Linked DNA regions of Homo sapiens: region 1 is linked to region 2. The links are chromatin contacts, found by Hi-C or POLR2A ChIA-PET in ENCODE. All regions are on one chromosome and are shown on one strand. Each heading gives the region's core, a stretch centred on a gene start or an enhancer-like site at or near the end of the contact. The rest is flanking DNA. Distances are from core to core; before and after follow the strand shown.

Region 1 (6,455 bases), core at 2,459-4,958, 210 kb after region 2:
CCTGTAATCCCAGAACTTTGGAAGGCTGAGGTGGGTGAATCACTTGAGGTCAGGAGTTTGAGGCCAGCCTGGCCAACATGGTGAAACCCCTCTCTACTAAAACTACAAAATTTAGCTGGGTGTAGTGCCGGGCGCCTGTAGTCCCAGCTACTTGGGAGGCTAAGGCAGGAGAATGGCTTGAACCCGGGAGGCAGAAGTTGCAGTGAGCCGAGATCGCACCACTGCACTGCAGCCTGAGGACAGAGCAAGACTCTGTCTCAAAAAAAAAAAAAAAGAAAAAAAGAAAAAAGTGCTATTGACCTGACGTCAGTATAGATATATGACAGCTTTTCTTCAGTTTGTTCCTATGTGGCCTATCTTTTTTAATCCTTTTATTTTCAACCTTCCTATAGTCTTATGCTATAAATGTGCTCCTTGTAAATAGAATATAATTTGATTTTCTTTTGTTTTTCATTCTGACTTCTTCTTTTTTTTTTTTTTTTTTGAGGCAGGGTCTTGCTCTGTCCTCCAGTCTGGAGTGCAGTGGTGTGATCATGGCTCACTGCAGCCTCAACCTCCTGGACACAAGCAATCCTCTTGGCTCAGCCTCCTAAGTAGCTGGGACTACAGGCATGCACCGCCACATCTGGCTAATTTTTTAATTTTTAATTTTGTAGAGACGGAGTCTCCTTATGTTGCCCAGGCCAGTCTCGAACTCCTGGGCTCAAGGAATCCTCCTACCTTGGCCTCCCAAAGTGCTGGGATTACAGGCGTGAGCTACCTTGCCCAGCCCCCAATTTTTTTTTTTTTTTTTTTTTTTTGAGACGGAGTCTTGCTTTGTCTACTAGGCTGGAGTGCAGTGGCACAATCTCGGCTCACCACAACCTCCATCTCCCAGGTTCAAGCGATTCTCCTGCCTTAGCCTCCCGATCAGCTGGGACTACAGGCGTGTGCCGCCATGCCTGGCTACTTTTGTATTTTTAGTAGAGATGGAGTTTCACCATGCTGGCCAGGGTGGTCTTGAGCTCCTGACCTTAGGTGATCCACCCGCCTCGACCTCCCAAAGGGCTGGGATTACAGGCATGAGCCACCACGCCCGGCCAAATTTTTTTAAAAATACAAAATAAATTGTTCTGTTGTGAACAATGCTGCAATAAACATGGGAGCTCGGTTTCTGAGCGTGCTTGTAAAGGTCTTCTGGTGGACGCATACGCTCTTTCCTTTGAGCTTTGTATTAGTTTCCTTCAGAGAAACGGAACCAATGGGATGTGTGTGGAGAGAAAGAGAGAGGGAGAGGCAGAGACAGAGAGGGAGAGGCAGAGACAGAGAGAGGGAGAGGCAGAGACAGAGAAAGGCTCCAAGGAATTGGCTTATGTGCTTGGTGGAGGCTGGGTATGTTCAAAAAAGTCCAATTCTGCAGGATAGGTTGGCAGGCTGGAGACCCCAGGAAGAGGTGATGCCGTGGCTCGAGGCTGAAGGCCGTCTCTGGCAGAATTCCTTCCTCTTCAGGGAACCTCAGTTGTCTCTCTTAAGGCCTTCAGCTGATTAGATGAGGCCCACCCCCATTATGGAGGGTCATCTGCTTCACTCAAAATCTACTGATCTAATTGTCAATCTCATCTAAAAAATGCCTTCACAGAAACATCTAGAATAATGTTTGACCAGATACTTGGGTGTTGGGGCCTGACCAATTTAACCCATAAAATCACCTATCACTAGTATATACCTTGGAAGTTTTACAGCTGATACAGTTTTTCAGTGTGGCTGAACAGTTTAACAATCCCTCCCATCTGCAGTGCATGGAAGTTCCAGTTGCTCTCCCTCCTGTTGACAGTTGGAATTGTTGTTGTTTTTTGTTTTGTTTTGTTTTGTTTTGTTTTGAGACGGAGCCTCATTCTGTTGCCCAGGCTGGAGTGCAGTGGTGCGATCTCAGCTCACTGCAACCTCCACCTCCTGGGTTCAAGCAATTCTCTGCCTCAGCCTCCTGAGTAGCTGGGACTACAGGTGCCCACCACCACGCCCGGCTAATTTTTGTATTTTTAGTAGAGACGGGGTTTCATCATCTTGGCCAGGGTGGTCTTGAACACCTGACCTCGTGATCCACCCGTCTCAGCCTCCCAAAGTGCTGGGATTACAGGCGTGAGCCACCACGCCTGGCCCAACAGTTGGAATTGTTAGTGCCCTGCGTGCAGTGATATTTCACTGTGGCTTTAATTTACATTTCTGGCCGGGCATGGTGGCTCATGCCTGTAATCCCAGCACTTTGGAAGGCTGAGGCAGGCAGATCACCTGAGGTCAGGAGTTGGAGACCAGCCTGGCCAACATGGTGAAACCGCGTCCTTACTAAAAATACACAAATTAGCCGAGCATAGTGGCACATGTCTGTAATCCCAGCTACCCGGGAGGCTGAGGCAGGAGAATCACTTGAATCTGGGAGGTGGAGGTTGCAGTAAGCAGAGATCACACCACTGCACTCTGGCCTGGGCGACAGAGTGAAACTCCATCTTGAAAAAAAAAATTGCATTTCCTAATGACACTGAACATGTTTTTACCTTTTTATATGCTTAAGGGGTGTATAATAATGGCACACAAATCGTCTTAAGGCTATTTGTTTTAAATATTAGGGACTAGACTATGAAATATGGACACAGATAGGCTAGTAATTTATTGTCCCTTTGAAGTCTTTTTTTTTTTTTTTTTTTTTTTTGGTAGAGATGGGGTCTTGCCATGTTGCCCAAGCTGGTCTCGAACTCCTGGGCTCAAGTGATCCACCTGCCTTGGCCTCCCAAAGTGCTGGGATTACAGGCGTGAACCACCACAACTGGCCCCTTTCAAAGTCTTTTTTTTTTTTTTTTTTGAGAGGGGTCTCACTCTGTCACCCAGGCTGGAGAGCAGTGGTGCGATCTCGGCTCACTGCAACCTCTGCCTCCTGGGTTCAAGTGATTCTCCTGCCTCAGCCTCCCGAGTAGCTGAGACTACAGGTGTGTGCCACCACACCCGGCTCTTTTTTGTGTGTTTTTAGTAGAGACAGCGTTTCACCATGTTGGCCAGGCTGGTCTCAAACTCCTGACCGCAAATGATCTGCCCGCCTTGGCCTCCCAAAATGCTGGGATTATAGGCATGAGCCACTGCGCCCAGCCCAAAGTCTTTACATATTTGCCCAACATGTATTTAGTTTGGCTGTTTCTTTATTTTAAAAAGCCGCTTTTTATTTAAAGAAAAACAAAAGATTGTTTTCAGAAATAAATTCACCTTCCGGGGCTAAAAAAATCCTAACCATTTCCTACTTCTCTTTGGTTCTTGTTCTCACTTCAGGTTGTATATTAATCAGATACAAGTCCCACTGAGGTTACAAAGTCCCCCAACCGCAGCAGCTGAAACAAGCTAGAAGTATGTTTTCACTCTGCAACAAGTCCGGTGTCCTCTGCACGAAGCAATGGGCACTCCGTGGTGTTAGGGACCCAGGCTCCCCCTGCTCTCTCTGCCATGCCAAGGATGCCATCCCTGTCACGTCCATGTTCCAGCCCCGCGGGATCAGGGGTTCTCTGAACAACACCTTTTGAAGAGGCATCTTCTAGGTTTGCAATGTAGATGATAAAATAAGTCACTTGTTGGCAACACGCAGCATACCCCATGCAGCACCGGGTTTCTGACTTGCAACTGGCGTGACTTCTAGTGAATGTGCCGCCCAGAAACACTCGACGGAGACTACACTGCTATCACTAAGTTGTTTTTTCTCCTTCTTGAGTACTTCAGTGGGGTGGGGCCAATTTATATTTAACCAGTTATTTCAGGAATCAAGGAGGGCGGGGAGGCACACTGACTGCTGTATTACTGGTTCATTCTGGGAAGCCTGGGCCCAGCTCCAGCTTGCTGAGGCCACGCTACGGGGTCCACAGCGTCGACTGTCCCTGACTCTAACCAGCGTCTCCCAGAGCCTGCAAATGTGCCACACACAGCAGCAGGGGCGGGGCTCACTCCTCATTCTCACTCTTCGACTTGTATTGGGCTGATTTTGATTGAAAGCAGCAGAAACCCAATCAAAGGCGAATTTGCTGACTCAGTTAACTGGAAGATAACGGATGCTTCTGCTTTACGCACGTTGGATCCAGGAGCTCCATCAAATTCTTCATCATTTCTCACTCTTCCTCCCCATGAAACATTGTTTTTCTCCCTCTGTCTCTCTTTTTTTTTTTTTTTTTGAGACAGAGTCTTGCTCTGTCGTCCAGGCTGGAGTGCAGTGGTGCGATCTCGGCTCACTGAAACCTCCGCCTCCCGGGTTCGAGCAATTCTCGTGCCTCAGCCTCCCGAGTGGCTGGGACTACAGGTGCCCGGCTAATTTTTGAATTTTTAGTGGAGACGGGGTTTCACCGCGTTGGCCAGGCTGGTGTCGAACTTCTGACCTCAAGTGGTCTGTCCGCCTCAGCCTCCCAAAATGTTGGGATTACAGGTATGAGCCACTGCACCCAGCCAGCATTCTTTTTCTCTACACTGCTTACTTCTCTGTGGCTTCATTCTCAGGCAGCCTGTACCTGCAGGGTGGCAAATATGGCCAAGTCACTTTAAGGCTTTCTTTGATGAGTTCTGGGGTTGCCTTTCATTGGCGTGGCTCACTGGGTCCTGCCCCTCCCTGAATAATCACTTTGGCTAGGAGAATGCAGTTCCTATCCCCTTGGCAGAAGTGGTCACTTTCAGTTCAATCACATGGATTTGGTTCCTCCAAGAAAGAGAGGTTCTGTTACCAAAGGAAGAGGCAAAGGATGCTTAGCTGACGAAGACCTCAGGTGCCCTCTGTGCCTTCTTTGCTGTGCCCAGATGATGCCTTTGGCCAGCTTTTTCCTGTACTGCTCATTATAAAAACAATATGTAATGAAGTGGAGAAAACTTATTTCTCAAAAATTCCTGGACAGGCACTGTGGCTCACGCCTATAATTTCAGTGCCTTGGGAAGCTGAGGTGGGAGGCCAGGAGTTTGAGACGAGCCTGGGCAACACACTGAGATCCCATCTCCATTTAAAATATGTATATTAAAAAAACAAATCCTAAGGGAAGACTGGAGATAGGCTGGTGGGTGATTTGGACAGAGAGGGGCCATCTCTATGCCCAGGGCCTGGATGTCCCATGAACAGCTTTTCCTGGGGTCAGGCAGGCAGGGGTGGAGGGCACCAGCAGGAGGAGATGGAGGACTGGGCTATGCCAGGTGCCGCCTCCTGTCCATGCCCCACCCTGATTCTCCATCACGGGCCGATTCCCTGCAATGCCCAGGAGGACTGGAGTGAGAAAGTGGGCTCTCCATGATGGAGACTGAGGAGGGGAGAAAGCTACAGGCTTGGTTTGCTCTGTTGCAGAGGAGGGAAGTGGCCTTGAGCTGCCTAGGCCTGGGAATTGGGGTTCAGACTGAGCTCTAAGTAAATCTGCAATGGGCAGGAGGCCTAAGGGATCATATGTTTTCTGAAAATCAAAGATGCAGGCCGGGCGCGGTGGCTGACGCCTGTAATTCCAGCACTTTGGGAGGCTGAGGTGGGCGGATCACGAGGTCAGGAGATCGAGACCATCCTGGCTAACATGGTGAAACCCCGTCTCTACTAAAAATACAAAACATTAGCCAGCCATGGTGATGGGCGCCTGTAGTCCCCGCTACTCAGGAGGCTGAGGCAGGAGAATGGTGTGAACCTGGGAGGCAGAGCTTGCAGTGAGCCGAGATCATGCCACTGCACTCCAGCCTGGGCGACAGAGTAAGACTCTGTCTCAAAAAAAAAAAAAAAAAAGAAAAAAGAGAAAAAGAAAATCAAAGATAAACTGGGGTGTTTTCCAATACCAGCAACCACTTCTCTGACTCTCCAGATACCAGCTTAGTGTTTGAGAAAAGAAAAATCCCTCAGAGCAGTCTGACCTACGTGAGGTGCACGAATGAATCAGGCCGGGAGAGACATGGATGTGGACTTCAGTTGCATACCCCCTGCCTGGAGGTAATCATATAAAGGCATTTTGACTGACTAGCTGCCTCACCCATTATCTTCATGCTCCTGGAATTTGTGATACAAAGCACAATGTATAGCCAATCAATAGCTTATGTTATTTTACTGAGATAGGGTCTCACTATGTTGCCCAGGCTGGCCTCAAACTCCTGTGATCCTCAAGTGATCCTCCCACCTCAGCCTCCCAAGTAGCTTGCAATAACTCCTATTATTTTAATGTCAATTCCTGGTAAAGGGGCTGGGTATGGTGGCTCATGCCTGTAATCCCAGCACTTTGGGAGGCCGAGGCAGGTGGATCACTTGAGTCCAGGAGTTCAAGACCAGCGTGGCCAATATGGCAAAACCCATCTCTACAAAAAATACACAAATTAGCCAGGCGTGGTGTTGTACGCCTGTAGTCCCAGCTACTGGGGAGGCTGAAGTGGAAGGATTGCTTGAGCTTGGGAGGTGAAGGTTGCAGTGAGCCGATGTAATGCTACTGCACTTCAGCCTGGGCAAT
Region 2 (6,142 bases), core at 3,310-5,809:
TCTCTCAGATCACTTCTCTCTCTACACTCACTCTGGGGATCTCATCCACTGTTGGAGCTTTCAAGGCCATCTAAAAGATTCCCAAGTTTATATTTTAAACCTAGAATGCCTCAGAATCCGAGACTTACATATCCACTGCCTATACCCCATGTCCCTTTGGAAGTGGCACAGATACTTCAGCATGTCTAAGATGGAGCTCCAGATTCCTGCCCCACCCTTCCCACAAGTCTTCCCATCTTAGTAATGAGAACTCTGTCCTTCCAGTCGCCCAAACCAAAACCTTTGGAGTTATCCTTGGCTCCTCCCTCTTAAATCCCACAGTCGACCAATAGGCAAGTCCTGCCAGTCAGCTCTTCCTTAAAAATACAGAGCGTACCTGGCCACTTCTGAGCAGTCCACCTCCCCACGCTGGTCCAGATCACCCTCAGCTCTCATGAGGCCAACTTCAGTAGCCTCCTGAGTGGTTTTGCTACCTCTGTTTTCCCCAGCTCCACAATCTTGTTTTCCACCAACAGAGTAATGTTTTCGAAACATAAGCTTGACTCTGTCATTTATTGGCTTCAAGCCCTCCAGTATCCTCCCCTCTCACTCAGAATCAAATCCAGTTTCTTATCATGGCCCTAGGGACCAGCCCGCTGCCTGTCTGCCCTCAATTCCCACTACCCTTCCTCACTCCCTGGCCCCCAGCCTCACTGGCCTCCTCAGTGCCTTTCCTGGAGCAGGCTGGAAACACTCCTTCCTCAGGAAGCTTCTCCTTGTTGCTCCTTCTGCCTGGAACCCTCAGATGCAGACCTTGCTCCCTTCCTTCCTTCAAGTCTCTGCTCAAATGCCACCTTAGCAGAGGGCCTTCCCTGACCAGTCTCTCTAACATAGCGCCCCTGGCATCCTTGGACCCTTTCTGATCCCAACTCTGATTTTGCTTACTACTGACTGCTACCTGTCATAATTAACTTACGTGTTTGTTTTTGCCCATCTCCTGACCATTAGTAATACCCCAAGGGGACCTTTGGTGCCTGGCACATAGTGAGTGCTTAGCAGCTGGGCAGGAGGTATGGCATAGTCTGGAAGAGGTTAATGCAAGTGGCCCCTGGTCACTGCACTGCCTCTTGCCTGCTGTGTGCTTTTGGGCAACTTTACTTAACCTTTCTTAGTTTCAGTTCCCCCTCAGTAAAACCTACCTGGAAGGTTTTTTAGGAGGATTCGAGGTAATACATTTAAAGTACCTGAGACATGATCAGTGCTCAGACGGGGGCTACACAGGCCACTTAGCTGCCCTCTAGGCCTGTTTCCAAGAACTTACTAGTGCTGCCTCCATCTACCCCCAGGATAGAGGGCTGCCACAGTAGATGAAGGTAACACTATAGAAGCGGTTACTGACTCTATTCTCCATGTCATACCCTGACCCTGGGTCCCCTGGGCATTGTTTCTGGCTCCAGCCAGTTCTCCTCCATCCCCCAGCACCATCAGTTTCTTTTTTCTTTCTTTTTTTTTTTTTTTTTTTTGAGATGGAGTCTTGCTCAGTCGCCCAGGCTGGAGTGCAGTGGCGCGATCTCGGCTCACTGCAAGCTCCGCCTCCCGGGTTCACGCCATTCTCCTGCCTCAGCCTCCCAAGTAGCTGGGACTACAGGTGCCCGCCACCAGGCCTGGCTAAGTTTTTTTGTATTTTTAGTAGAGACGGGGTTTCACTATGTTAGCCAGGATGGTCTCGATCTCCTGACCTCCTGATCCACCTCCCTCGGCCTCCCAAAGTGCTGGGATTACGGGCGTGAGCCACTGCGCCCAGCCTTTATTTTGTATTTTTTTATTTTTTGAGACGGGGTCTCTCTCTGTCACCCAGGCTGGAGTGCAGTGATGCGGTCTCAGCTCACTGCCAGCTCTGCCTCCCGGGTTCACGCCATTCTCCTGCCTCAGCCTCCTGAGTAGCTGGGACTACACCTGGCTAATTTTTTGTATTTTTAGTAGAGATGGGGTTTCACCATGTTAGCCAGGATGGTCTCGATCTCTTGACCTCGTGATCCGCCCTCCTTGGCCTCCCAAAGTGCTGGGATTACAGGTGTGAGCCACCGCGCCCAGCCATCAGTTTCTTACCAAAGCCCCTCAGATGATGGTCATGTCTGAGCAGGTCCTGCAAGTTGAGACCCTCGCCAGCCCTGCTTTGGATCAAGGTGGCCCCCGATGTGGGAAGCCAGAGGTGCTTGCTGGGAATGTATAGATATGTTTGGACTTCATGAGCTATGGACCCCAGGGGTCCTTCTCTGGCAAAGCACCCATGTTTGTGAGGTGGGCACCGCTTAGCAAGGCAGGTGGCTGGCTAGTCAGGTAGGTTTTCCCTGGCTGCTCCAGAAGGTGAGTCATGAGTAGTTTCCCTGTGGGCCACCAGGGGGCACCAGAGGTCGCTCAGCTCTTCCGAGGACTTGATCCGTCTCAAGATGACTGTCTCCTCCCTCTTCGGCCTAGGACTTTCTTGAAGGAAAAGAGCTGTAGTGGTGCCTCTCTCATCTCCTAACTTGCTAGGGACTGCCAGTCAAAGCAGGGCCACAGTAAAGGACTGAAGGTCAGGATTCCAGGCTCAATATTCTTTATTGATAAGCATTAGTGAACCCCTTGCCCTGGGAGCTCAGCCAGTCCTGCTCTCAGATTCCTGGCCTTAGGTGGGAGAGCATCTTTTCCTCATGGATCAACTGTCCATGTCTGACTGTGCCTAACTTGCCAGATCATGGGTCAGGGAGACAGGCAGCAGGTATTGGAAGGTGATGGCCAGGTCCTTTTCCCCAGTGACCACTCTCCATCTAGAAGCACTCTGCTTCAGCTGCGCAGGCTCTTCCGGGGACTCTGGGAGCCTGCTGGTTAGATGGAGGAGTTGAGCCTCTGACACCTCCAGGTTCTGCCTGCCAAGGGTTCCTCCGCAGCCGGGCTGAGCTGAGCAGGAGCAATGGGCTCTCGCTTCTGTCCTGAGGTTCTTGGGTGGTGAGCAAGAGAGCTAAGGGCAGGAGGTCTTACGTGGTGCCTCATAGGGGATAGAGATGCCAGAGACTGTGGAAGATGGGGTGGGAGGGAGGGATACCCCAGAGAGAGAGAGAGAGAAACAGAGAATCAGTTGTTGAGTCCCTGGATCTGATTTCACCAGCTTATTCTTGGCCATGCCCATAGTCCTTGGGAAACCCCTCAGTTCTAAATAGATAGTTCCTTGGGTCCTGGGTGTACCTTTGCCCCCCACTAGCTTGTAGAGGTAAGAATTATTGGCCGGGTGTGGTGGCTCACGCCTGTAATCCCAGCACTTTGGGAGGCTGAGGTGGGTGGGATCACGAGGTCAGGAGATCAAGACCATCCTGGCTAACACGGTGAAACCCTGTCTCTACTAAAAATAGAAAAAATTAGCCGGGCGTGTTGGCGGGCGCCTGTAGTCCCAGCTACTTGGGAGGCTGAGACAGGAGAATGGCGTGAACCCGAGAGGCGGAGTTTGCAGTGAGCCGAGATCGCGCCACTGCACTCCAGCCTGGGCAACAGAGCAAGACTCTGTCTCAAAAAAAAAGAATTATTATAGTGGCGTGTCCTCCTGAGCCAGGCACCTCATAGAATCTTCTTGCCTGTTCAGCAAGGCCTTCCAACCCTCCATCCATTTCTCCCTCAGGTCAGGACAGCAGGGTGACAGTGCCTGGAGAAGGCCCTGGCTCCCCTGAAAGCCCTCCCGGCCTGTCTCTGACCTGCACTGGAAGCGGGGGTCTCCGGGGTGGGTCTTCAGCACCTGCCACACCTCTGGGGGAGGCTCCAAGCCCATCTGCTTGGCCCGACACCAGCGCTGCAGCCGTGTGATCCCTGCCAGGGTGGGAAGAAGACTCTGGAGACTTGTGGGGGGTGGGGTAGAGTCTGAGCTGGAGAATGTGTGTGTTGGGGGGAGACAGTTCCTGAGGGTCAGAGTCACGCAAGCGCTTGGGTGACTTCAGAGACGTGTGGGTGACTGGCTGGGAGAGGCGCCTCCGTGGGGCTGGGTGGGTTCTCACCGGTGCAGGGCCCGTACTGCCAGGCCAGGTCAAACTGCCTCAGCAGCTCCAGCTCCGCTTCCTCCTCGTCGCGGGGCTGGGGCTCCTCCCCTGCAATGACAGCTGCTCTTCAGTACGAGGTTGGCTTCAGTCTCCTGCCCCTCACCTCCCAGCCTTCCTCACCACCGCTTTGCCTCTGCCACCCCGCAGCTAGACCTGGTGTCGGGAGGGGAGGACAGGCCACCTTTCCCTTTCCATCGGCCCCTCCGCCCCTCTAGGGGCCTCCTCTAGGCCCCTCCGTGTCCACTCCTCCTGCCTCCCTCACACCTCAGAGACCTAGCTCGGGTGCCAGCTCCCCCTTGCTGTGCCCAGCGGGCCCCTCCCTCCTCTTCACAACCGGGTAGGAATCAGTGATGAGCCGCTTCCGGCCCATGGCGGCCACCCAGGCAGGCAGAGAAGGAGGCAACTGCGGGGAAGAGGAGAGACCGGCCAGTGGGCGCGAGAAAGACAGCTGCTGAGAGAGACAGACGGGGCCAGGCCAGCGGCGGGCAGACAAGATGACCCAGACAAACCGAGAGAGGAAGTCGCCGGGGTCCAGGGAGGGACGCCTCCCCCACCCCCAAAAGCACGCAAACAGGAAAGACTTCAGCCAATGGCAGGCCGCCTATGCGGGGCGGGGCCCTGGCGCTAGCCAATGGTAGGCAGTGTAGGGTGAGGGGCGGGGCGGTGCCTCAGCTGTGGGCCGCGGGAGGAGGGGCAGGCTGGGGCGGGGGACCTGTCGGGATGCCCCGACTTCACCACCTTCCCCGGCCCCCATTGGTCTGCTGTGGGTCCCGAGAGACTTCAGGAGAGTTATCTTCAGCCTCTCACTTCCCGTTTTCCCTTCCTAGGCAAATGTTCTTTTCAGCTTCGCTAATCCCCGTGGCCAGTTTGTAACTCCCTAGAGTCCAGCTGGAGCCTTCACTCGGTCCTTTGGCCCGCCCCGCCTTGTGGGGGCAGGTCTGGAGGTCTGAAGAGAGTTTGGGCTAATCCAGGCCCCTTCCCGGCTCCCACCCAACCCCCACTGGCCCCAGGAGACCTGGCTGGAGAAGCCCATGGGTTCTGAAACCTCCTTTCTCACAGTCTGTGCCCAAAGATGCTGCCCACTCTTAGTCCGAGTAAGTGTTTGCCGTTTTGACTCTCCTGGGGTCCCAAGTCGTGTCCGGCCCGCCCCACCAGTCAGGAAGATTCCATACTGAGTAGGAAGGCAGAGCAAGGGTCTGGTCCCCCCACCACAATGTGTTTGGATCCCTAGTTCTTCACTGGCAAAATCTGCCCTGTCTCTCACAATAATGTGAGTCTGAGCAGAAAATATTAATAATAAACCTAACACTCATTGCACGTACCATGTGCCAAGTACTGTTCTAAGCACTTTCCCACATGTTAATTAAAATAGATGTCAAAAAGTTTTTGAAAGTAGGAAGTATAGCTAAATGATTATCACTGCTGATAGTCACAGGCATTGTAGGGCCCCAATCAAACCACAGTCTCTCTTGCACCCCAGGAGCTCACTGTCACAAGGCAGACAGATGCACAGTTGTCAGTGAGAGGCTATAATTCCTACCAGAAGAGGGAAAGGGTGGGTCAGAGATTGGTTAGGACCACAGGGATGATTAGCATTGGAAGGCCTCCTGGAGGAGGTGGACTGCTGTAAACAATGTCTCTCAATTCTCCACCCATGACCTTTGTCCCTTGGGCTCCTGTCATCACTGACTCACCCATACTGCTGCCTCCCCCTCACCAACTTCCTGGCAGGAGGCAAAAGTACTGGCCAGTGGGAGTCTGGGAACCAGCACAGGGACCAGCCCAGCTCTAATCACCCTCCAGAGATCCCATCCGGTTCTTCCTTCCAGGGATACTGGGAGGGTGGGGCACAGACTCCTGGGCTGCTGCCTGCTCAGAGGCCTCTGCCTCCTCCTTTCCCTGCTCTGGGGTCTGGGTGTTCTGCACTGGAAGAGGGCTAAGCCACTGGTACACGTGGGCACAAGGGAGGAAGCTGCTCTGGAAAGGAGACCACCAGAGGGGAGGCAGAGGAGCAGGCCATGTCTTCAGGGTCCACGTCCTGCCTGGCTCTCCCCATCGGCGTCCTAGAGGAGGGAGCTTGTGGGGGCACTGCATGGAGC

Evidence for each region. A loop is a pair of places that touch in the nucleus more often than their neighbours do. ChIA-PET counts read pairs that join two places held with the same protein, here RNA polymerase II (POLR2A). Pooled maps may share reads with other maps.
Region 1: a loop to region 2 is called in a pooled map, with 4 times the contacts of the local background. The contact joins the enhancer-like site here to the promoter of POLD4 in region 2. A Hi-C loop is called at or near these places in 2 of 37 single-sample maps with no recorded cell type and 5 of 50 pooled maps. POLR2A ChIA-PET finds 5 or more read pairs at or near these places in 4 of 52 experiments (PC-3, Panc1, T-cell and 1 more).

The regions. Positions count from the first base shown.
Region 1 is chr11:67,554,888-67,561,342 of GRCh38, forward strand. No RefSeq gene overlaps it. Among named protein-coding and RNA genes, the nearest start is that of GSTP1, 26 kb to the right of the region's middle. Within about 2 kb of position 3,709, at least 10 of the 41 ENCODE cell types and tissues checked have a DNase peak (open chromatin) inside an H3K27ac peak, as active enhancers do.
Region 2 is chr11:67,348,987-67,355,128 of GRCh38, forward strand. It overlaps POLD4 (DNA polymerase delta 4, accessory subunit), which reads right to left and starts at 4,560. Exons shown (of 4, transcript NM_021173.5): 1 at 4,317-4,560; 2 at 4,002-4,091; 3 at 3,705-3,816; 4 at 1,786-3,033. The coding sequence starts at 4,413. The coding sequence ends at 3,009. The region is part of intron 2 of LOC100130987 (a long non-coding RNA gene); the gene reads left to right. RefSeq lists enhancers at 3,240-3,822, 3,823-4,404, 4,398-4,447 and a silencer at 4,628-4,877.